Linked DNA regions of Homo sapiens: region 1 is linked to region 2. Evidence: read pairs that join two places in POLR2A ChIA-PET (ENCODE). Cell type or tissue: GM12878. All regions are shown on one strand. Links, peaks and the distances in the headings refer to the core of each region. The heading gives the core; the rest is flanking DNA.

Region 1 (12,608 bases), core at 2,540-7,539, 71 kb before region 2:
AGAACCTTTTCTTACATCCTTTTCAAGTTACCTTGCTCCCCAGTGATTGGCTTCTATTAAATGGATTCAGTGTACTGTTAGGATTTCTTTGTATTTATAGAATAAGTGACAGCTTTATGATGTACCTTTATATCCAAGAATAGGAAAAACAACCTTTTCATTTGTTGAAGTCTCATTTTGAGTTCCTGATAGCATTTTTAAACATTAAAATTTTTTTTTGCTGTTTTATATATTTAAGTTTTTTTTTTTTTGCTGGAAATGGCATCTTTTTTTCCACTTTTATCTTCTATCTGGTTATATATAAGAAAGCTTTTTATTTTGTATATTAGTTAATATTTCATATATTAAATAATAAGCCCCCTGTAGAATATTTATTATTTCTAATAGTTTTGTAGTTGAATTTTTTATTTTTCTTATGTCATGCCAGCTTTTTTGTTTCCTTTGATTTTTACCTCCTCCCTCCCCCAACTTTTTATACTCTTATATTTTTTCTTATTGCATTTATAGTGGTGATTTTAGAAGATTATAGTTTTCCTCCATTATATGTAAAATGAGCCAAAATATCTGTTTATCTGTTGAGTATTTAAATGTTATGAATAATAATGAAATTAGGGAGGGATTATGGGAATACTTAAAGTAGTGTGAAGTTTTCTCTCTAAAGTTAATGTAACTTGAAATGAATTGTGGTTTTCAAAATGTTAAATGGACAAGTTGGGGATCACTTGATAGTGAATGTAGGATTAGCAGTTAACTGCCTTGTGTCTTATTTGATGATACAGTCATGCACCACATGGTGAGGTTTCGGTCCATTACAGACCACATATGTGACAGTGGTCCCATAAAATTATACCATATTTTTACTCTATTTTTTCTATGTTTAGATACACAAATACTTCCCATTGTGTTACAGTTGCCTGCAGTATTCAGTACAGTAACCTGCTGTACAGGTTCGTAGCCTAGGGTCAGTAGGCTACACCATATTATAGCTTAGGTATGTTGTACTATCTAGGTTGGTGTAAGTAGATTCCATGATGTTTGCACAGTGACGAAATTGCCTAATGATGCATTTCTCAGAAGGTATCCCCGTCCTTAAGCAAGGTGTGACTATGTGTATAGGCTGCTTTCTATGTGCTTAGCACCCAGAGGCAGCTCCCGGAAATATAATTTAGTCTGGTGTCAGAGAGCATGCAGTCAAAGTAGAGGTCAAGATATGAGAAGTATGAAGTGAATGAATGTAGACAGGAGGGTCTTAAGCTTGGAAAAATGCAAAAATCAAGTCAGGAAAGCACAGGAGTGAGAGGGTGCAAAGAGTGAGTTTGATTTGGCAACTGGATTGGGGCAGGTTGCTCATCCTTATAAAATTATATGGTAGTTAGGTACTTAGCTGAACTTCAGTAGAGATCTCATTGCTTAATGGGGATTAAATAGTTTATTTTCTGTCTCTTCTTCCCTTCCCCTGCTCCCACCAAAAAGCTAAGGCAGTTTTCTACTGAAGGACGCATACATCGTTAAGTAAGCTAGAAACAAAAAGTTAGAACCTCGGGAAAACAAGTATCCAGACTATCCTAATGGTATAGGAGCTAATGCATATTTGGTGCCTATCATATACCAGGCACTGTTCTTGTGCTTTATGTATGTTAAATTGTTTAAACATCCCACAGCAACCCTACAAGGTGGGCACTGTTACTCCCATTTTATACATGAGGAAACAGGCATAGAGAGATTATATGGGAAGTTGTTGGTGATCTTGTTGGGTGGTTTTATTAAAGTGGGAAGAAAGAAGCCAAGTTGAAGATGGTTAAAAAACAATGAATGATTTTTCTTTTTAAAGACAGGGTCTCCCTCTGTTGCCCAGGCTGGAGTGCAGTGGTGTGATCGTAGATCACTGCAGCCTTAAACTCCTGGGTTCAAGTGAATCTTCCTGTCTCAGCCTCCAGCCTCCCGAGTAGCTGGGACTCGGCTGGCGAATTTTTAAGTTTTTTGTAAAGATGGGGTCTCACTGTGTTGCCTAGGCTGGTCTGAAACTCCTGGCCTCGTGATCTTACCACCTCCGCCTCCCAAAGTGCTGGGATTATAGGCGTGAGCCACCACACCCAGCCCCTGAATGAAACACTTTGAAAAAGAGTGAGAAATGAGCAAGTGCTGACACAGTGGGTGCAGACCACTCTTTTAAGATTAGCTCTGAAGTGAACAAAGAAATGGGTTGGTGGATAAAGGAAATTGTGAGGCTCAGAAAATGAGTGAAAATGGCATTGCTGTATGTAGGAAAGGGGATGCAGAGTACGGGTAGAGAGTTTGGCCCTCAGTAGAGGAGAGATCTTTTCCATCTAACAGGAGGAAATGCAGAAAAGTTGTGTGCCCTTGCGAGGAAGTTTGGAAGTTGGAAGGTGAAGGCCTATTCTCCTGGCTTTCATCTTCTCTGTGGTTTCTGTTTGCTCAATGAAGCATGAGATTCATACGGGCAGAAAGGGATGGGAGTTTGGGGAGTTTGAAGCAGTTTGCCAAGAAGTATTGATTGTTCATTTAAGGTTTAAAATCTTGAATTTAAAGTGATATCAGTCAGCCTGGTTTTGTGACCCCCCACCCCCCCAGCATTATTTAGCTGATTAGTTACAGGCACAGATTAAGGCAGGTAGTTGAATTTACCCAGGGTGAGATTTTGCCAGGTGTATTAGAGTTCTCCAGAGAAACAGCAAATCGGAGTTATAGGTAGGTAGACTGAGATTTTAAGGCATTTGTTTTTGTGAGGGCTGGCAAGTCTGAAATCTGTAGGGCAGGCAGGAAATTCTTGGTCAGGAGTTAATACTGCAGCCTTGAGGCAGAATTTTGTTTTTCTCAGGGAAACTTGTTTTTGCTATTAAAGCCTTACCAAGTGATTGGATGAGGCCTACCCACGGTATCAAGGATAAGCTCCTGTACTTAAACTTGACTGTTTGTAGATATTAATCACATCTACAAAATACCTTCACAGCAACTACATTAGTGTTTGAATAACTGGGTACTACAGACTAGCCAAATTGACACTTAAAACTAACCATCACACCAGATCAGTTCAAAAGAAGGAAAGGGGGACAAGGGAAATAAGGACCTTTTAACTAGAATGCTTATTGTGTGGTGGTGGTTGAGTGTGTAACTGGCCACAGGGTTTGAGTAAGTTAACTTGAAAGATTGAATGCCATGGTCAGAGTGGAATACCTGAAAGAGAGATTTCACAAGTATGACAATTATTGACATTAATAATGCTCAGGTTAACTTTGGGTGTGGGCTTCCGAGGTGGAATTCAGAGACAAATCCTGAACGTGAGGAGGCCAATGAGTTAAAGAGTCTGAGGTATTAAAAAAGGGTCAGTCTGCATGCATGGTGAAATCAGCAACTAGTGAGGGGAGTAAGGGTACGTACTGTAAACCAGTTGTAATGTCCTCAATGAATAAGGAAGAATTGGAGGGAGGCTAGACGAACAAGAAAGGTTAAAGGTAGTGTAACAGGCTAAGTTTGCTTGTCACAAATTGGGAATTTCAGAAGGCCAAGTAAAGGAATTAGGAGGATGAAGAATTGAGTCAAATGGAGGACGTACACAGCAGTGTGGCAGTGAGAATTCAGAGAATAATAGATAACCAGGGAGAGCTGGATTTTTTCTGGTGACCATAAGCAGGGATGTGAGGTATGAGAGGATTAGTCCTGATACAGGAGATGGTGGTTATCACTTTTAGTGTTGTAGGACTCTGTGGCAGTGCTTTCAGACTGTTACTCATGACCCATTAGTAGGTTATAGAATTTTGGGAGATCACAATTTCTGTTACGTTGTTAAAAGAAATGAAATAGAAAATACCATAGTGTGTCATGTGTAATAAGGGACTAAGAATTTTTTAACGGTTTTATTGAGATATAATTCACATACCATTATAGTTATCTATTTGAAATATACAGCTCAAAGCTTTTTTAGTATATTCCTGGAATAATGGAGCCATCATCACAGCCTAACTTTAGAACATGTTTGTCACCCCAGAAAGTAACCTCATACTCACTAGCAGTCACTCCCCATTTCTTCACACACACCCCCTCCTCTCCCTGGCCCTAAACAGCCACTTACCCACTTTCTTCTCTATAGTTTTGTTCATTCTGGCTATCTCTTTTTTATTTTTTTGAGATGACGTCTTGCTCTGTTGCCCAGGCTGGAGTGCAGTGGCGTGATCCCGGCTCTCTACAGCCTCCACCTCCCGGGTTCAAGCAATTCTCCTGCCTCAGCCTCCCGAGTAGCTGCGATTACAGGTGCCTGCCACTAGGCCTGGCTAATTTTTTTGTATTTTTAGTAGAAACAGGGTTTCACCATGTTGGCCAGGCTGATCTTGAACTCCTTACCCCAAGTGATCTACCCACTTCAGCCTCCAAAAGTGCTGGGATTACAGGTGTGAGCCACTGCACCCAGCGCATTCTGGATCTCTCATGTAAGTGGAATCATACACTGTGCGATCTTTTGTGACTGGCTTATTTCACTTAGCATGATGTTTTTAAGGTTCATGTATCATGTATCAGTACTTCGTTTCTGTTTTTTTTTCTTTTCTTTTTTTTTGAGACAGAGTTTCACCCTTGTTGCCCAGGCTGGAGTGCAATGGCGTGATCTTGGCTCACTGCAACCTCTGCCTTCCTGGTTCAAGTGATTCTCCTACCTCAGCCTCCCCAGTAGTTGGGATTACAGGCGCATGCCACCACTGCCAGCTTATTTTGTATTTTTGGTAGAGATAGGGTTTCTCCATGTTGGTCAGGCTGGTGTTGAACTCCTGACCTCAGGTGATCCCCCACCTTGGCCTCCCAAGTGCTGGGATTTCAGGTGTGAGCCACTGCTCGGCCTTTTTTTTTTTTTTTTTTTTTTTTTTTTTTTTAAATTAGATCAGGTCTTGCTCTGTCACCCTGTTACCCAGGCTGGAGTGCAGTACCATGATCGTGGCTCACTACAGGCTGAAACTCCTGGGCTGAAGCAATCCTCCTGCCTCAGCCTCTTGAGTAGCTGGGACCACAGGCACATGCCACCACACCTGGCTAATTTTAAATTTTTTGTAGAGGCAGGCTCTCCCTATGTTTCCCAGGCTGGTCTTGAACTCCTGGCCTCAAGTTATCCTCCCACCTTGAGCTCCCAAAGTGCTGCTGAGATTAGAGGCATGAACCACAGTGCCTGACCTTCATTTCTTTTTATGGTGAAATATTATTTGGTTGTACGATATGCCACATTTTATTTACCTACACTTCATTTGATGGGCATTTGGATTGTTTACACTTTTTGGCTATAGTAAGTAATATAGTACACAAGTTATGAATATGAACATTTGTACACAAGTTTTTTTGTGTTGTATGTTTTCATTTCTCTTGGGTATGTATCCAAGAGTGGAATTGCTGGGTCATATGGGTAACTCTATGCTTATTATTTTGAAGAACTGCCAAACTGTTTTTCAAAGTGGCTGCACCATTTTACATTTCCACCAGCAAGGTGTGAAGATTCCAAATTCTCCACATCCTATTCAAGCTTGTTATTGTCTGTCTTGAAAATAGCCACCTGATGAGAGTGAAGTGATAGCCCATTGTGATTTTAAATTGCACTTCCCTGATAGCTAATGATATTGAACATAGTTTCATGTGCTTCTTGGCCACTTTTATATCTTCTGGAGAAGTATTTCAGATTCTTTGCCTATTTTAAAAATTGAGTTATTTATCTTTTTATTACGTTGTAAGAGTTTTTTTTTTTTTTTTTTTTTTTAAGAGATGGGGTTCTTGCTCTGTCACCCATCCTGGAGTGCAGTGATGCAACCTGGGCTCACTGCAGCCTCAAACTCTTGTACACAAATGATCCTCCCTCCCCAGCCTCACAAGTAGCTAGGACCACAGGTGTGCCCTGCTAATTTTTAAAATTTTTTGTAGAGATGGGGTCTCACTGTGCCGCCTAGGTGCTGTAACTCCTGGGCTCAAGTGATCCTCCCACCTTGGCCTCCAAAAGTGCTGGGATTACAAACATGAGCTTCCTTGCCTGGCCAAAGAGTTCTTTATATATTATAGATACAAGTTGCATAACAGATGTATGGTTTATAAATATTTTCTCCTGTTTCAGAGGTAGTCTTTTTACTTTCTTGATGGCATCATTTGTAGCACAAAAAGTTTTAATTTCAATAAAGAAATCCAATGTATTTGTTTTTCCCTTGTGCTTTTGGAATCTTTTATAAGAAGCCAATGCTTAACTCAAGGTCATGAAGACAACTTCTGCATTTTCTTCTGAGTTTTATAGTTTTAGCTCTTACATTTAGGTCTGTGATCCATTTTGAGTTAATTTTATGGTGTATGGTATAAGGAAGGCATGTGAGGTAATTCTTTTGCATATAGACATGCAGTTGTCCTAGCTCCATTTGTTGAAAATACTGTTCTTTCTTACCAAATTGTCTTGGGCATTCTTGAAAAAAAGGCAGATTTATTTCTGGACTCTGAATTCTATTCCATTGATCTATGTGTCTATTCTTAGGTTCCCACGGTGTGTTGATTACTGTAGTTCAGAATTTTTTGAAAGTTGTGTTTCACATAGATGTGTGAGTATATTTATATATAGATACACACAGAGGTGTGTGTGTAATGGGTTATGTTGGAAAATGTTGGAAAACCTATGGTGTCTCCCCATTAGTTCACTCGCTTGTGGCAACTTAGTGGAGTATGTTCCCTCTCAGGTAATATACAGAGAAGACAGGTTAGAGGGTCTGTCTGTGAGTGTATGAATTCCTTTTAGATTGGATGACTGATTTTTCTTACTTTAGTAAAGTTTTCAAGTGCATGTGGACTGAAGGGCAGTAAGGAGGGCATAGAACAGCTATGGGAATTCCTAAAGAATTCATCAGAGATGAATGTAACGATTATGGAGTGAAGTATTTGAAATTTTGAAGTTAGCAGGGTTTTGTACTGTGCCAGTCTTTCATGATTTAAAAAAAAAAACTTTTTTGAATATATTAAGCATGTCTGTGTCGGATAACTTAAGACATTATATAAGGAAAATTATATAGATAATTTAAGGTTTGGGAATGATGCTATCTCCTTCTAGAGAGGATTTTTGTTGACTTTGGCAGGAGGCAAGCTAGTGGCACTAGCAATCCCGAATCATCTTAATCCAGTCAGAGACTATGATGTTTCAAAACTGGGTTCCGGAGTCTACGAAGGCTGGTCTATTTTATGTTTTATTTACTTCTAGGTATGACCCCTTGGAGTTCTAGCATAAAGCCAGGGATGTTATCAGCCCCACATGCCCCCACCCTCACACTTTCTTGGGCCCTTAACTCCAATATTTAATCCTCTCTAGTCATGTAAATCTATTGCAAGTTCAAGCTCAGCTTCTCAGCCACGTCTTTGGAATTGGCAGATCCCTTCAGGGGGAGAAATGGCCCCGGATGCCAGACTCCCTTATGAGCTTTTCCTTACTCTCCCAGATCTTGGTCTTCATGCTTTTTCACTACCTTGGCACTCTGATGCCCTCAAACAGGTTTTTTGGTTTTGATTTTTAAAACATTTTTTCTGGGGACTTGGGCAGGTGTCCAGTTTTTCTAGTTGCTCTCAGTACGATAATTGGTTTGAATTATCTAGTTCACCATTTTAAGGAAAGCGATTTGTTAGGTTGATCAAGGTTTATGTCATAAGATTCTCTGTTTGAAATTGTAGTATATGTGGTTTCAGTTTTTCCTGAGGGTAAGATTTTGGGTACCAGTTTCTACAGATTATAGAAATTATTAGAAAAGGGGGAAATAGCCTTAGGAATAGAAATGGGAGGGAAAATGGCAGAGAAAACTAGATATTTTTGCAAAGTTTGGGAAAGATAAAGGTATAGGGTAACATTTTCATGTCTATTAGGAGTGTAAAAGGGCATTCATGTATCAAAGGCGCTGACATATTTGTTGTAATGATATTGTCATAATTAAAAGGCTGTAGAATCTAGGTATTGTGGGGGTGGCTTTGAGAAGTATCTACTTAGTCGTGTTGAATAAAATTTTTAAATTTCGCAGAGAAACCCTAGGATACTGAGTCATTAATTGAAGGAGTCAACTTTGGGGCTGGACTTATGGTTGTGTCTTATAGCAGTATAAATCTGCGCAGCCAGTAGTATGTAAGGGATTGCAGAAAGAATTTAATTTCATAGAACCCATTATTAATATGAGAGATACAAAATGATACTGATTTTGATTTAGCATGCCATCTTCATTTATGTATGAAAATAAATGTAAGGTCTTAAAGAGTTTTTGTTTTTGATTCTCTAAGCTATTCCCATACTTCTTAAATTTCAAAATTACAAAGTTTTCCATACATCTTAATCATTATAATTGAGGAAAAATGGTATATCTTTAATAGCCCCTTCTTCTCTTGAGAAAATGATAGATACTGGGTGTATTTCAGAAGGTTTTATCAGCAGAGTTTTGGTTGATATTTTAAACTTTTTGAGGATAGGAATTGTTTAGTAAAATGATGCCCTCTCTTTTTTGGCTCCATCTTCCAGTATATGTGTCATAGGAACCTGGTTTAAGTTCAGTGTGTTTCTTTGTTACACCTGTCAGTAGAATCGGCTATTACTGTTTTTTGGTTCCTTACAACTGAACATTTTGGTCACCGTCCTCACCCACTTTTTAAAGTGACTTCATTCTCCCACATCACTCCCAACTGAAGAATGTTCAGACATACACATTGAAAGAATATTACGGTAAACACCTGTATACTTCATTTGGATATTGTGGTTGTTAGCTTTTTTGTCATATTCGTTTATGTCTCTCCTAAAAGTAAACACATTCTCTTACATATGTCATACTTAAGCCCTTAATATCTAGTTCATATTCAAGTTTTGCTAATTATTCCCCCAAAAGGTCAGTTTGTGCTGCAACCAGGTACTGTGATTTCTCACCTAGTTTCCATAGCTCTTGTGAAGGTGTTTTCGTGCATGGATAGTGTTCAAATTGATGTTTCTGTTAGGGGACAATCACTGGAGAGTCCTATTCTTCCATCTTATTCTGCCCCTCTCCTCCAAAAAGGTCAACTTGTAACTGCTTTTTTCAAACCAATATTCAATCAGTTTATGAACCACATTTGATCGTTGTTGCTTTAGTCACTTATACAACAGTTGTCCTGTTTTCTAGTTTTTTTTTTTTTTTTTACACTCATGATATTGGCTTCTTGAAGAGACCAGGCCATTTGTCATATAGAATGTTTCCCATATTTTGGATTTGTCTGATTTTCTTGTAGCAATTAACTTTTATCTCAATTCCCACTGTATTTCCTAAAGTAGAAGATTGAGCCTAAAGACTGGATTATATTTAGTTTTTTTTTGGCTTAGTTACTCCTGTGTACGTTATATTGACTCATAACACAGGCATCAGGTGGTTTGCCTAAAGTGTGATCATTTGGTGTTAAGGTGGTATTCACCAGATCTATCCATTATAACAATGGGTTTCCCCTTGACAATCAGCAGATCAGTGAGATGACGTTTTGGTTCCCTTTGAATATCCTGTTTTCCAGCAGCCTTTTACCTGTGTGTTGAGTCTCTTGGTGAGCTTTGAATCAGTTATTTCATTTGGGCTTGCAAATGGTGTTTTTTTGTTTTTCTAACCCTATCATCCTTTTTTTTTTGAGATGGAGTCTTGCTCTGTCACCCAGGCTGGAGTGCAGTGGCACAATCTCTGGTCACTGCAACCTCCACCTCCTGGGTTCAAGCGATTCTCTCACCTCTGCCTCCCGAGTAGCTGGGACTACAGGCACGTGCCACCATGCCTGGCTAATTTTCATATTTTTAGTAGAGATGGGGTTTCACCATATTGGCCAGGCTGGTCTCGAACTCCTGACCTCAAGTGATCTGCCCACCTTGGCCTCCCGCCTGTCATCCTTCTTGATCAATTAATATTAACCAGCTTTCCTCTGTTAAGAAGACCTTTCCCTCTTGTCAACTGGGATTGAACTACAGTTCTTCCTAACAAGATGAGATAAATGTTTATTTCTCTTCAATATACCAACTCTTTTTAACATACCAATTTTGAAAATTTAACCAATTTGGAGTAGTCATCTTCAAAAAGTGGCACATAACTTTCAGTCTCTCTGTATCACAGGGATTTTTGTTTTTTTCAGAAGTTTTATGATCATTTCAGTCATTCTTTTTAAAATAGTCTTCATTTGTAGAAGTTTTAGTTTTACAGAAAAATTGAGTATATACTACAGTTTCCATATACCCCAGACCCAATTTCTCCTATAATTAACATCGTATGTTTGCATGGCACATTTATTACAATTAGTGAAAAGTATTGGTACATTATTAACTAAAATCCATAGCTTATTCAGCTTTTCTTAGTTTTTAGCTAGTGTTTTTGTTTTGTTTTTTCAAGATCCCATCTGGAATACCACATTACATTTTGTTGTCATATCTCCTTAGGATTTCTTAGCTGTGAGTTTCTCAGATATTCCTTTTTGTGATTACCTTGACTGCTCAAATATTTTGTAGGATACCGTTTTATTGGAATTTGATGTTTTTCTCATTTTTAGACTGGCCTTATGGGTTTCTAGAAGGAAAATCACAGAGGTAAAGCATCATTTCATCACATCCTGTCAAGGGTATGTACTGTTAACATAATTTATGACTTGATTTTGACTTTGATCACCTGGCTGAGGTAATGTTTGTCTGATTTTTCCATTGTAAAGTTACTCTTTTTTCCTCCTTTTCATACTGTAATACTGGGGAAAGGTGACCATGCACAGCCCACACTTTAGGGAGTTATGTCCTGCTTCTTGATGGCAGAGTATCTACATAAATTATTAATATTTGGAATCCTTCTGTGCAGGAGATTTTTATTTTCTCCCATTTAGTAATTTGTTCAGTCATTTATATCAGTATGGACTCATGGTTGCTTATTTTATACTTTGGGTTATAGTCCAATACTATTAATACTTAATTTTGCTACACACATTGTTTCAGATTTGGCCATTGGGAACCCCTTTAGTTAGCTCCTGTGCCTGTGACATACTTCCATCGGTGTGGGTGTTTTGTGAGCACTTACTTTCTGGCACTGCAGGATACTCCCAGCTCATCTTGTATGTTTTCTACCCTAGTCCTGGGATCAGCCGTTTCTCTAAGGAGCACTGTTTCCTTTAATTAGAAAATGGTATTAGAAACAAAGATCTAGGTGCCCTTGTTGCTACTGGGATGTTGTGTTTTAGGTACTCTCAGCAGATAGAGCAAATAAATATATTCATATATTAGAAATATCTGTATATCTATGTGTCTAGAGAGAGATATAAGTATTTAATATTATATATCAGTATTTATATGTGCATAAATATTTGTAACCATCTGTATCTATATAAGCTAAACATGAATTCTTAATGTCTTCAACTCTAATCTATTACCATACGGATCATTCCTGGTCCTCCCGTTACTGACCAGTAAATTTCCTCCAATAGCGGGAAACCTGCCTCCCAGCACACACCATTTATTTACTTAGTTGTTCAATTCCAACATAGGTCTTATAGCAGTATCAGAATTGTTAACTCACACCCAATGGAAACAGCTGTATCAACTAGGAGTGTTTTTTGTTTGTTTGTTTGTTTTTTGTTGTTCAATTCTTCAGAAATTTCTAAGTGGACAATCATGTCATCTGCAAACAGAAACAGTTTTATTTCTTTTCCCCCCTCCGTCTGCATGCCTTTTCTTCCCTTTTATTGTCTTATTGCAGTATTTAGGACTTTAGGTATGATGTTGAATAGGAGTAATGGGAGGAGACATTTTTGCCTTATTCTTGTTCTTGGGGGGAAAGTAGTTTTTCACCATTAAGTACTATGTTCACTGTAGAGGGTTTTTTGAGGGGAGTAGAGTAGATTTTTTTAAAAAATCAAATTGAGGAAATTCTTCTCCATTCTTGGTTTTCTGACCGTTTTCATCATGAGTGGTGTTAGATTTTGTCAGACGCTTTGTCTGCATCCATTGATATGACCATTTGATTTATCTTCATTAGCCTGTTGATGTGGTGGATTAGGGTTACATTAGTAGATTTTAGAACCAGCCTTGCATACCTGGGATAAATCTCTCCTGGTTATGGTGAATAATTCCTTTTCTACATTATTGGATTCAATTTACTAATATTTTGTTGAGGATTTTTGTTACCTGTGTTCATGAAAGATACTGGTCTGTAGCTTTCTTTTCTTACCATCTCTTTGTTTTATTATTATTAGAGTAAGGCTGCTCTTTTAGAATAAGTCAGGAAATGTTCCTTCTGTTTTTATTTTCTGCAAGAGATTGTAGAGAATTGGTATCACTTTTTTCCTTAAATGTTTGGAATAATTCACCAGTAAAACTGTTCAGGCCTGGTGTTTTCTGTTTTAAAAGGTTAATAACTGTTGATTCAATTTTCTAATAGATACAGATCTATTCAGATTATTGATATAGTTTCTTTAATAGTTAACAGGTTTGTTCAGGTTATCTGTTTTTCTTTGTGAGAACTTTGGTAGATTGTGTCTTTCACAGAATATTGGCTTATTTCATCTTACTAAATTTTTGGTGTACAGAGTTGTTCATAGTATTCCTTTGTTGTACTTTTAATGTACTTGGGATAAGTAATGATGAC
Region 2 (12,608 bases), core at 3,890-8,889:
TTGGGGTCAGTTAGTCTAGAGCTTCCATAGCATGTGGCTTCAAGAGGTAATTATTTAGCTCAAGGGGTAGTGAGACATGACTACTGTACATTTAAAATGCCTCTCTGGGCCTGATAATTTAAAGGGGCTCGAATTCCATAGAGCAAAAGTTTTTTTTGTTTTGTTTTTCATAACCCTCATGTTTAGTTAACATTGCTGACATTCATGAATCAAAAAACCCAAACCACAAAAAAACAAGCTATTTTTATTATCACTTCTGCTACCTAGCATGTCAGGCAGTCATGTTATGTTTAAATTGCCTTCAAATGGTTTCAGGAACTTTTCCCATATGTATGTTATTGAACCACTCCAGAAAATCGTAAATCCCTTTTGTAGAGGAAGAGATGATTAGACGAGAAATACTTAGTGTCTGGCACAGATTTATACAGAAAAAAATTTTTGTTTTTAGTTTCTGGTCTTTGTTGTTACTTTGTTGGTAGTAAAAAATGAGTTTTTTTTTTAATTAGCCAGGCTTTAGGCCTTATCCAGTGAAGGACAACTTGAAGATGAGATAGAGCATAAAATTCAAGCTATTTCTAGAGATTGATACAGGTTCATTAGCTGGACAATTAAACTTTTTACTTGTCTTGCAAGTCTTCAACTTAGATTTGTCATATTTGGTTATCATAATCAAATGGAAATAGTAGTTTTTGCCCCATCTTGCTGAGCTTTTAGATTTTGAGATCATTTGTAACATACTCTGAAATTCAGTGAATTTTATTTTTTTCTGCTGGGGGCAGGCACATTTAATTACAGAAAGCCATTTGCCATGGAATCTTTTTTTCTAAAAACTACCTAGCGTTAAAAAAAAATCTGATCATAATTACGTTGCTAGCAAGATAAACTAGCAATAAGTATATGTGGTATCAACTAATATGAAAAAAATTATCTGTAAAATGCATCTGGGACACTTCTCATTTGCTATTCTTAATTTGCAGTTTTAGGAATTGTCTCGTGGTGGTTGAATGTGATCAGCATTTTCTTTTATGAGCCTGGGAGTCTTATTAGTGAAAGATTTGGCAAAAGTTAGAAGAAAATGTCAGGCATTCGGGTCTTCTCAAGGAATGAGATTTTTCAGTATGTAACCAATTTTTTTGGATAGGCAAAGATTTAACCCAAGTAGTACACTGTACAAAGGTGCCTTTAAAACTCAGCATTCTTTCTTGTGTAAAACCTCATAAAAATTTTATGGAAATTTATGGGTATCAATTTTTCTTAGATTTAAAATTAAAATAGCTTTTGAGTACCTTGGGAAATAGTATATTCTTACAAAGTAGATGACCTATTTATTCAGTTGAATGTCCTTGTGAAAATTGACGTTGCTTTACTGACACTAATAATCTACATGCAGTTGAGCAAGCCCAGAAGCCAACTTTGGAATATTTTGAAATGTTTACCATTTTGAGTACAAAGTAATTTTAGAATCTTGGATACCAGCTCACTGAAGTGTTATGGTAATATCATACCCATATCATTTCCGTTACTTATATTTGTTATTGTTTAAACAGTAGCCAAAAATGGCCAGGCACGGTGGCTCACATCTGTAATCCCATTACTTTCGGAGGCCAAGGCAGGAGGATTGCTTGAGACCAAGGAGTTCAAGGCCAGTGGGCCATATAGCAAGACCTCATCTCCATTGAAATATATATATTTTAAAGTAGCCAGAAACATGTACTTACTTTACTGCCAAGGATATGGCTGTAAAGTCTTGAGATCTTTAATAAATAACTTGAATGTCTGAATGACTTGGAAACAAGTTCTGAATTAGCTTACTGATTTCATGTGTCTGGCGCTATTTAGCTAAATCCACCCTCCTCAAAATGTAGAAATTGTTAAGGGACAGTTTCTTGTTGAGACAGTTTCTGTCTTAGCATCATTTTGTGGTTAGAATGTAGTAAACCTACTCAAATAAGCCCAATTAAGAATTAAATCTATTTTATGAATAGGTCTTTAAAAACCCAATTGCAGAACTACAAACCAGGCCTCTTTCTCCCCTTTGTGGGTGGGGGTCAGATTCTCCTAGAAGAGAGGGCAAACTAGGTATGATTAGTATACCTGCTAGAAAGAACAGTTAAGTGGCCAGGGCAAACAAAGTTGTCTCTTGGCTGTAATAATTTTTTTCTGGACTCATGGGCAACTAAAGAAACATGCTAATTATACTGATGCTTAAAGGATTTGCCCTCTATTACGGAGGGTCTGTGGGAGTAGAACTGTAACCTCTTCTTTATAAGCGAGTAGTACAGAAAAGGGAGAAGGAGAAAGAAGAATCCTAAATATGGAGGGGAATCATCTGGAAAGAGCTCAGATTAATTTTTATAAAATTGTGTAAGATTTTATAAGATTATATATTTTTATAAGATTATAACCTCTTCCTGGAAGCCTCATTTTTAAACTGCTTATGGTAGTGACATTTTATTATACATGAATTTAACTTTTGAATATCCAGCTGTACCTGTCTTGACAGATAAAATGACAGTTTCAGTAGTACAGACAATTCTGCCCATCCTAGGAAGCTTATGCCCTTGCAGATGAGAATCTGCTGTTCTCTCTTAGTTTGTACATGTCTCCCGTCAGATGAGCATGTCATATGTAGTGTAAATACTTTAAATAAAATCATGGCCCTGAATGTTATTGTACTAAATGTTACATTATGATTTAAGGAGATTTTCGGGGTAATTTTGACTATGTCAGTTTTGTGGATTATTTGGAAGAGTGGAATTTTGTGCACTCTGGGCTCGAGTCTAAAGTTAGTGTGTAAAGCCAAAGTCAGAATCACCCTTGAAAGTTCCTCAACTCATAAAAGCCAATATGAAATCTTTTGTGTACATATACACTCTTGAGCATTAATTCTTACACACATTTAAATTGGAGAGTGACTAAGCTAGACTGAAAGGCAAAAGGAAAGTATACAGGTGTTGTATATTCATTCAGCTTTAAACATGGTATAGGTAGGGAATTCTAAAATGTTCCTTCTTGCCTGCCAGCTTTACTTCATTTTGTTTTAATAATAAACTCTAGAATCTTAATTCTTACTAATCGTGTATTTGTTGTGGGAATTTCAGGAGCTCGTTAGCCTCACCTTTCTGTGAGATAGCTTCTGAAATCAGTTGGCTAAATTCTAAGGTTAGCCATTAAGTAGGTTTATGATAAAACTTTGTTTTATTGTAGTTTTCATTATTTCCCTTTTCTTTTGCTTTAGTATTTTAGTAACATCACTTTTAAGATGTTACTCATCTCAAAGGAGGCAAAGGAAGAGATTTGGTATCAAGTCCTTCATTCAACTAAAGTAGAAAGAGAGGGAAGTAGTATGCCCCTCTAGGCTGGTGGTTGCTGTGGGAATCAATGTAAAAACCCCTTTAAGAGGATAAAAATGGGACAGTTAACTGGAAACTTACCAATGAGACATTCTCTTTCTAGAGCTTTTTCTTTTCTAGCATGTTCCCCCCAGTTTTAAGAAGATAACCCACACTCTTATCTGTTTCTTCAGTATATAATCTCAATTGTGAGATTACAAAATAATTTCTCTTTAATAATATGCCCAGGTGAGAATGGGAGTAAAATTCTGGTTTTCTTTATTTGGTGCTAGTGTCAGCAGTGACTGAAACATAGGCTGTCTCAGTCTGGGCCCTGTAGTACAATGCTCAGACCTAGGCTGGCTTACTCTTCATATGGCTCTACTACCTTAGTATAGAGGAGGAACCGTAAAGTCCAAGATTGGGCACTTCATTCACACCACTTAGTAGGCAGTCTCCTAAGGAAAGAAGAAAAGTGTATGTCCGGAGAGACATAAATGGCTAGTCAGCCATAGTTTTTTGGGGGGAAAGGAGGAAGGGGAGAGTACCCTAGGATGCACCCTATATTTCACATATTGTTTCTACTACTTTTGGTTAAATTGTAGACAAGTCTGTTGTTGGAATAGGCCTTCTTAGTGCAGGACATAGTGGTATTTCTGTATTAATTACTTAAAATATAGTTGAAAAATGAACTTTGAGAATACCTAGAACTGAAATAGATGCATTTGTATGGTGGCAGCTGAGATCTGATCTAAAGGCCAGTTGAGGGCTAATAAGGAGTGAGGTTAAATTTAAGCTTATTACTCTTTTAGGAAAATGATGTGAGTTAGGGTTGAGGCCAAGAAATTCTTACTATATTCTGAAAGTAGTGAGACTTCATTCGTTAGAGCTAACCTCATAGTGCTCACTATGAGCACTCACCTTAAAGGTTATTATCTGCCTCTTGAAGAAGCACTTACTCAGCGGATCCTGTAACATGTGGTTCTGCCACTTTGTCCATAACTGATTAGACCAGGGCAAGCCTCTGGCTCAAGGCTAATGGCTTATGAAGTGGCCTGGTATGAAAACTGCATAAACAGCAATAACAAGATTAATCATCTTTCTCTTTCTCTTTCTCTCCTGTAAACTACTCCTTGAGAGGAGAAAGACAGGCAATTCATAATGGGAATTTAAAATAACAGTTTGTTCACTTGTTCATTGGTTCATTCAACACTTTTTTGAATGTCTGCTGTTAGCCAGGTACTACTCAAGGCACTGGTGATTTATTCATGAACAGAACAAAATTCATGCTTTCATGGAACTTGGGTTTGAGTGGGACAGATAATAACCATGTACTAGAATGTTAGCAATGGTAAGTGATATGAAGAAAAATGAAGTGGGTTGAGGGGAGAGAGTGTGCTTAAAGGGGAATTTAGATAGGCTAGTCAAGTAAGGCATCTCTGAGGAGCTGTATTAAGAGATTTATTATACGGAATTAGTTCATGTGGGTATGGAGGTTCATAGGTCCCAAGATCTGCAGCTTGCAAGCTGAAGACCCTGGATAGCTGATGGTGTAGCACCAGTTTGAGTCCAAAGGCCTGAGAACCAGAACACCGAATGTAGTTTCAGTCCAAAGGCCAGTAGGCTCAAGATCTAGGAAGAGCTGATGTTTCAGTTTGAGTCTAAAGGCAGGAAAACACCAATGTCCAAGCTCAAGGCAGGCAGGAAGAGTTCCCACTTATTCATACTTTTTGTTTTATTCAGGGCTTCTACTGATTGAATGAGGCCCACCCACATCACAGAGTGCAGTCAGCTTTACTCAGTCTGTTTATTTATATAAATGTTAAAATTATCCAAAACACCTTCACAGAAACACCCAGAATAATGTTTAACCAAATATATGGGCACCCTGTGTCCTAGGCAAGTTGATGCATAAAATTAACTGTCATAGATAGGTCTATTGGTAGCCAAAGAACCAGGTTAAGTAAAAATAGATAGGCTCTAAGTTACCTCAGTGACTTATTGCCAGGATTGCCTGATGATTACAGCTGTCTTAAATTCTGAACCTTGTTGTATTACCTGAATTATTTTCCAGGGTCTCTAAAGTCTGGCTATATGGTTGCATTGAACTTATTCTTTTCTCCTTAAGTATGTTTTATGTAACTAGTTTAACCTGTGTGTTTCTACATTCAGGCTTGACAGCCTAGCCATTTTATGGACGGGGCGGAGCGGGGGCGGTCAGCCTGATATATAAAGATATCACAGAAATAAACCTTGAGTCATAAAAACCTAATATAGCCGCCCCCCTTTACTAATGAAGAGAAACACTGGTAAAGACACATGAAACAATTTATTAAGTAATTTGTTACTTTAAAAAGATTTACATTTTGGTTAACTTTTTTAGCAGTTGTTTGTTCTAACTCTGTGAAGAGCCTGTTTTGGAAATCTGAAAATGTAGGAGATGCAGCTATTGTCCTCAGAAAGACCATAGTCTGATAATAAAATCTGCATAAGTAAATATACAGCAAAGTAGTTTAGATGAGAATTTAGGTTAGAGCTGGTTTGAATGGAAAAGGCTTATGAAGATCACATTTAAGCTAGTCTTAGACAAAATTTGGATAGATACAAAAGAGTGTTAAAAATATTTCATGAAAGGGAAAGGGAAATGAACAAATGAGATACATCAGAGTTTGGGGGATGGTAGTTTAGCTGTGTTGACATGGTTGTAGTCTTCTTGCTGTAGGAGTAGTAACAGGTGAGATTTGAAAGTTAAAGCCGAACCTCAGTATTTCCATACTTTTGGTTGCACATTAATTCTTTTGAGCCTCAGATTATTCCATCTGTTAACTGGGATAATAATGCCAATATTTGTTCATATGTTTTAATCAGTTACATCTAAATTCTATAACAAGAGTTCCTTTGTTTTTAATCTCAGAAGCCTTCTAAGTAGGGAAATGAGTCATCAGAAACCATGGCATTTCCTTCTCACACATACTCTTGCTGTTCAAGCTTCATGATGGAGAGATCAGTATATCAAATGCATCCTCTATAAATCTCACCAGTATCCTTAATGCCCTTATCTTGGTGAATGTGGAAAAACTCAAAGTGCTTTTTTTCTGTTCTCTCAACACAACAATCACAGAAGACTTATGTGATCAAATGTTGCATAGGGGGAGTTCCCCACACACCAAGCAAGCGATCAGTTTTGCAGCAGATGCCTGCTAAGTGTCTTCCAATTCCATTCTGACACTAGTTACCTGGAGATAGCATGAGATCTCACAAGTCGAGGGCCCAGTCCCCTCCCACCGCCACCAGATACCAGTCTCAGGTCTGGAACTTCTGACTGGCTCCAAGTTGAGGTTCCCATGCCCCTCTCTTTGGGTTAGATTAATTTGCTAGAGCAGCTTTACAAAACTGAGGGAAACACCTTTACCAGTTTATTATAAAGGATATTACAAAGGATGCAGATAATGAGATGCATAGGGTAAGGTATGGGGGAAGGAACACAGAGCTTCCAGACCTTCCCAGGGCACGCCATCTTCCAGAATCCTCCACGTGTTCAGCTATCCGAAAGTTCCCTGAACCCTGTCCTCTTGAGCCTTTCATGGAGATTTATTGGATAGGCATGATTGACAACCATGTGGAAATGGGATTGGACAAAAAGGGTATAATCTAATACTAACAGGCCGAGTGGAGAAACCCACAAGCCTGTCTGTCCAAATTCTTCTTAGCCTTTCTGTGCAGCATTCCTTTCTCAAGGGTGTGGGACAGGACCACTTCTGAAATGAGAGTCTTATGACCTGCAGTCAGAAAGGCAGGGGAAGATTAGACTCTTGCCTTGAGCTGGTGAAAGGAGGATGGGAAAATCAGAGAGAGAGATTCTGTTTTCTGAGGCCTGGAGCACCCCAACATCATAACCAAAGTCTGTAACAAGGTATATGGGAGTTAAGAGCCGGGAGCTGTGGATGAAAACCTATATATATGTTCCCTATATATACAATACATAGAATTATATATATGTTATTATCTAATATGTAATAGATATATAATATCACACTTGGAAATTGCACTTTTTCTCAGTCTTTTGATGATACTTTTTTATGGTAGTGACACACTAATATCTCCATCCGTATGGCCACACATGTGCTCTGGATCCCATTCTTTTCTTCCTTTTTGGAAATAATATGCTATCTGAGAAACCTATTTTCTTTCTCATTCCCCCATTCTCACTCTTCCTCTCTTTATTGGATCCTTTTTGTTAGCATATAAACATGTTCAGGTTGTCTCTATGTTATATGTGTTATACTATGCTATATCATATATACTATATAATCTAATTATCCTCCCTTGACCATTTACTCCTCTTTATCTATTTCATCTTTGGTCTTCTTTGTTAAACTTCTCTAAAGAAGTAGCTATATCCAGTTTCCTTATAAATTTCCCAGTTACATGGCAGCTCATTTTAATCTAGCTTCTGCTGCGTTCGCTCTACTCAAATGGCTTATTTGACACCTCTGTTAAAATCAATGCTATTAGCCATTTTGTTCTTTAAAACACTCTCTTCCTTTGGCTTCTTCAGTATGTTCTTGTTTTCTGTCTAGGTCTCTGGCTGCATCTTCTGTGGCTTCCTTGTCAGCTCATCTTTCTCCAGTTGCTCATTAAATGTGGTTGTTATAAAGCTGAATCTTAGGTATCTTTTTACTTAACGACTACTCTTGAATAACTTGTCTCTCATTGCTCCAGTTACAGTGACAACTCCTACATTTATCTTTCACCGAGACTACTCATCTGGGATCCAGTTCTATATCTAGATACCAAATTGATATTTCCATTTGAATGTCTTAAAGTTATCTCAGACTCAACAGGTTTAAGACTTACAACTTCTCTTCCTCCATATTCTCTTTATCTTCAAGATTATATTTTTGGACTCATTGTAGTCCAAAATTTGAAGGACTCAAATTCTCTACCCCTTACATTGTAACCATAGTCAATTAATCATTCTAAGATTCAGTTTCATAATCTGTAAGATGGAAAAAATGTAGTACCTTTCCTAACATAAGGAAACATCAGACAAAATGTGAATATGGGATGTAATACCACGGACTAGATTTACCCTCTAGCTGTAAACAAATAGAAAACCCTCCTAGGGTTGTTTTCAGTATTAAAATAGTATTTACAAAGCCCTTGAAACAGGACCCCATGTAAAGTAAGATTTTTTTAAAGTGTCTGCTTTATTGTTGAATATGGATATGAAGTTGTCAGATGAAGCTTGCAATGATGCTTAAATGCTTATATTATAAAAAGCAGTTCTCAAATCAGTACTTTTAAGATTGCATTTTAAGAAACTAAAAGAAAGAATAGCTCCAAAACAAGCAATGAGAAGAAAATAAAGATAAAATAGGAAGCATTGAAATATAAAAGTGTAAAACATTAGAGAAAAGTAAGAGAAATTAAAATCTTGTTTTTTTGAAAAGATCACTAATAGTGATAAAATTCTAGCCAGACTGATTAGAAAAAAGAAGACACAAATGAGATTAATAGGAATGAAAGAGGAGAGATGAGTATAGATTCTATAGACATTAAATTGGACAACTTAGATTATTAAATGAGCAATTTCCTTGAAAAACACAAACTAACAAAGCCTGTTTAAGAAGAAATAGTTGCCAAACAGCCCTATGTTTATAAGAGAATGTAGATTTATAATTAAAACATTCCCTCAAAAAGAAAACAACTCATCATAGAAGACTTCACTGAGATAGTCTATGAAACATTTAAAGATGAATATCATTTCCATACACTCTTTCTGAAAATAAGAGGGAACACTGTTGCAACTCATTTTATGTCAGCATTACTCTAATATGAAAGAAAACTACAGTCCAGTATTCCTTATAAAATAGATGGAAAAATCTTCAATGAAATTTTAGCTAGCTGAATCAATACATAAAAAGGATAATATTTTATGACCAAGCGGGATTTATTCCATGAATGCAAGGGTGGTTTAACATTTGAAAATCAATCAGTGTAATTAGCCATATGAACCAACTAAGAAAGAAAACTATATGATTATTTCAGTATATTCAGAAAAGTCATTTAACAGAATTAGTACCATTAATGATAAAAACTCTCAAACTAGGATTTAAAGGGAACTTTCTCAACCTGTCTGTCAAAGGACAACTAGTAAAATCCTATAATATATATATCATGCTTAGTGATGAAAGACTGAATGCTTTCTCTCTTAAGATCATGAACAGGCACCACTTCTATTCGGCATTGTATGGAAATTATAGTTAGGGCAGTGGAGCAAGAAAAAGAATTCAAAGGCATTCAAATTGGAAATGAAAAAATAAATTGCTTTTGTATACAGAAAATCCCAATACACAAAAAAAGCCTACTAAGATGAATAAGTGAGTCTATTACAAAATCATTATACAGAAATTCATTGCATTTCTACATACTAGTAATGGGTAATTGGAAATTTAAATACAAACAAATTAAAATAAAAATATTAGCATTCAAAATCTTAATGCTTATGGAGAAGTTAAACAAAATTATGTAAAGCCTGTATGTTAGAAATTATTATACAGGCCTATGGAAACAAGTGTCATGTCTGTGAATCAAAAAACTCAAAATTACTATAATACCATTTCTCCCCAAATTGATGTATACCATAAATGCAATTCTAGTCAATATCTTTGCAGGCCTTTTTTGTAAAAATTGACAAGCTTAGTTCTGATATTTATATAAAAATACAAAGGACCTAGAATAGCTGACAATTTTAAAAAAGAACAAAGTTTAATGACTTAAATTGCCTGATTTTCACACTTACTAGAAAGCTACATTACTCAAGACAGTGTGGTATTGGCCGAAGGATAAACATATTATTAATGGTATAGAAAATAGTTCAGAAATAGGCCCAGACACATATATTTATCTGATTTTCAGCAAAACTGCTAAGGCAATTCAGTGGAGGAAACTGGTAATCTTTTTAACAAATGATTTTTGGACAATTGGACATCTGAATGCAAAACAATGAATCTTAACCTTTAAGTGGGCAATGATTTCTTAGACATACAGAACCAAACTGTGAAAGAAAAAATAAACCAGCTGTACATCATCCAAATTAAAAACTTTTGATCTTCAAAAGTCACTGTTAACACAATTCCTATCAAAATCTTAGCATTATTTTTTGTAGACATGGACAAATTTATTCTAAAATGTATATAGAATTATGAAGTAACTGGAAACAATTTTGAGTAAGAAGAATAGAGCTGAAAAAAATCACACCACTAGATTCTAACTAAGACGTAACATACAGCATTATACTCAGGACACTGTGGTATTGATCAAAAGATAGATCAGTGAAACAGAATTAAAAGTCCAGAAGTAGACCCGTACAAGTAGAGCCAACTGAAGTTTGACAAAGATGCAAAAGTAATTCAGTGGGGAGAAATGATGCTTTTTGCAACAAATGGTATTAGTATAATTAGATAATAACCAAAGAAATAAACTTTGACTTAAAACTCTTATACAACAGTTATCATAGATCTAAATGTAAAGTGTGAACTATAAAACTTTTATAAGGAAACAAAAGAGAAGATCTTTTTGATCTAGGGCCAGGTGAACATTTCTTGTACCAAATCCATAAAGGAGAAAAAAATAATGACTTGGGCTTCATCAAAATTAAAAACTTTTACTCTGTGAAAGACACTGTTAAGAGCATAAAAAGGCAAGCCACAGACTGGAAGAAAATACTTGGAAATCGCATGTCTGATAAATGTGTATCCCGAATATATTTTAAAAGTCTCTAAACTCAACAGTAGGAAATAAGACAATGCAATTAGAAAATGAGTAAAACACTGAACAGACACTTCACCAAAGAGTATATAGATGACAAAGAAGCACATGAAAAGATGCTCAACATGATTAGCTACTAGGAAAATGCAAATTTAAAGCCATGATGAGATATGACACACGTACTAGAATGGCTAAAATTAAAAGTACTGGCAAAACGAAGAGTTGGTAAGAATGTAGAGGAACTAGATCTTTCACACATTGCTGGTGGAAGTGCAAAATGATACAGCACTCTGGAAAACAGTTTGCCAGTTTCTTATAAAATTAAACATGGAGTTACCATATCTTACTCCTGGATATTTACCCTAAAGAATTGAAAACTTATATTCACACAAAAACATGTACACAAAGCCTTAGAACAGCTTTGTCATAGCCAGCAAGGGGTGAATAGATAGCAAATTGTCATACATTCATACAATGAATAATATTCAGTAAGAAAAAGAGCAAGCTATTGATATACCAACACCTTGGAGAATCTTAAGGGCATTATACTGAGTGAAATAGCTATTCAGTTCTTTTCCCTATTATAAAAATACGGCTGTCTTCTTATGAGTTTTAAGCCTATATACATTCCAGATACACATCCTTTGTCAGATGTTTTACAACTATTTTTTTCCCAGTCTGTGGCTTGCCTTTCCATTTTCTTAACAGTGTCTTTTTATTTTGAAATAATTTTAGGCTCACATAGAAGTTACAAAATATTACAGTTTCTGGGTACCTTTCACCCAGCAACAGCATTTGACAAACCATAGTACAACTATCAAAATGAGGAAACTAACACTGGTATAAAACTATTAACCAAACTAGAAATTTTCCTCAGATTTCAAAAGATTTAAAAGATTACTTATGGTAATTTTAATTTGTATAACCTTTTTTTTTTTTTGAGACAGTCTCACTCTGTTGCCCAGGATAGCATGCAGTAGTGCTATCATAGCTCACTGCAGCCTCTGACTCCTGGGCTGAAGTGATCCTTCTGCCTCAGCCTCCCAAATAGCTAGGACTATAGATGTGCACTACTACTGTGGCAGATTTTTTTTTTCTTTCATTTTTTATAGAGATGGGGTCTCTCTATGTTGCCTAGGCTGGTCTCGAACTCCTGGGCTCAAGGAGTCCTTCTGTCTTGGCCTTCCAAAGTGCCAGGATTATAGATATGAGCCACTACTACTAACCTATAACTTTTTAAATGAAAAAAATGATAGTGACAAAGAACAGATTAGTAGTTGCCGCAGGTAGACTTGGGAGGAGTATGTGATTATAAAGGGATGGCATGAAGATGTTTCTTTGAGGTGATGGAATAGTTCAGTATTCTTTTTTTCTTTTTTTGAGACAGAGTCTCATTCTGTCACCCAGGCTGGAGTGCAGTGGTACGATCTTGGCTCACTGCAACCTTCGTCTCCAGGGTTCAAGCGATTCTCCTGCCTCAGCCTCCCAAGTAGCTGGGACTAC

The links. ChIA-PET counts read pairs that join two places held together with the same protein. Peaks named below come from ENCODE experiments on the same cell type or tissue, not always from the same donor. Only the 100,000 strongest peaks of a DNase experiment are listed, where the experiment ranks them.
Region 1: POLR2A ChIA-PET joins it to region 2 with 7 read pairs; 2 of 35 experiments call an interaction of 5 or more read pairs at or near these places.

Annotation. Positions count from the first base shown.
Region 1 is chr10:48,315,364-48,327,971 of GRCh38, forward strand. All of the region lies in intron 1 of MAPK8 (mitogen-activated protein kinase 8), which reads left to right. Among named protein-coding and RNA genes, the nearest start is that of MAPK8, 15 kb to the left of the region's middle. In GM12878, for the core only: no CTCF peak of the experiment used is centred there; no DNase peak of the experiment used is centred there.
Region 2 is chr10:48,385,124-48,397,731 of GRCh38, forward strand. All of the region lies in intron 1 of MAPK8 (mitogen-activated protein kinase 8), which reads left to right. Among named protein-coding and RNA genes, the nearest start is that of MAPK8, 85 kb to the left of the region's middle. In GM12878, for the core only: no CTCF peak of the experiment used is centred there; a DNase peak (open chromatin) is centred at 6,268.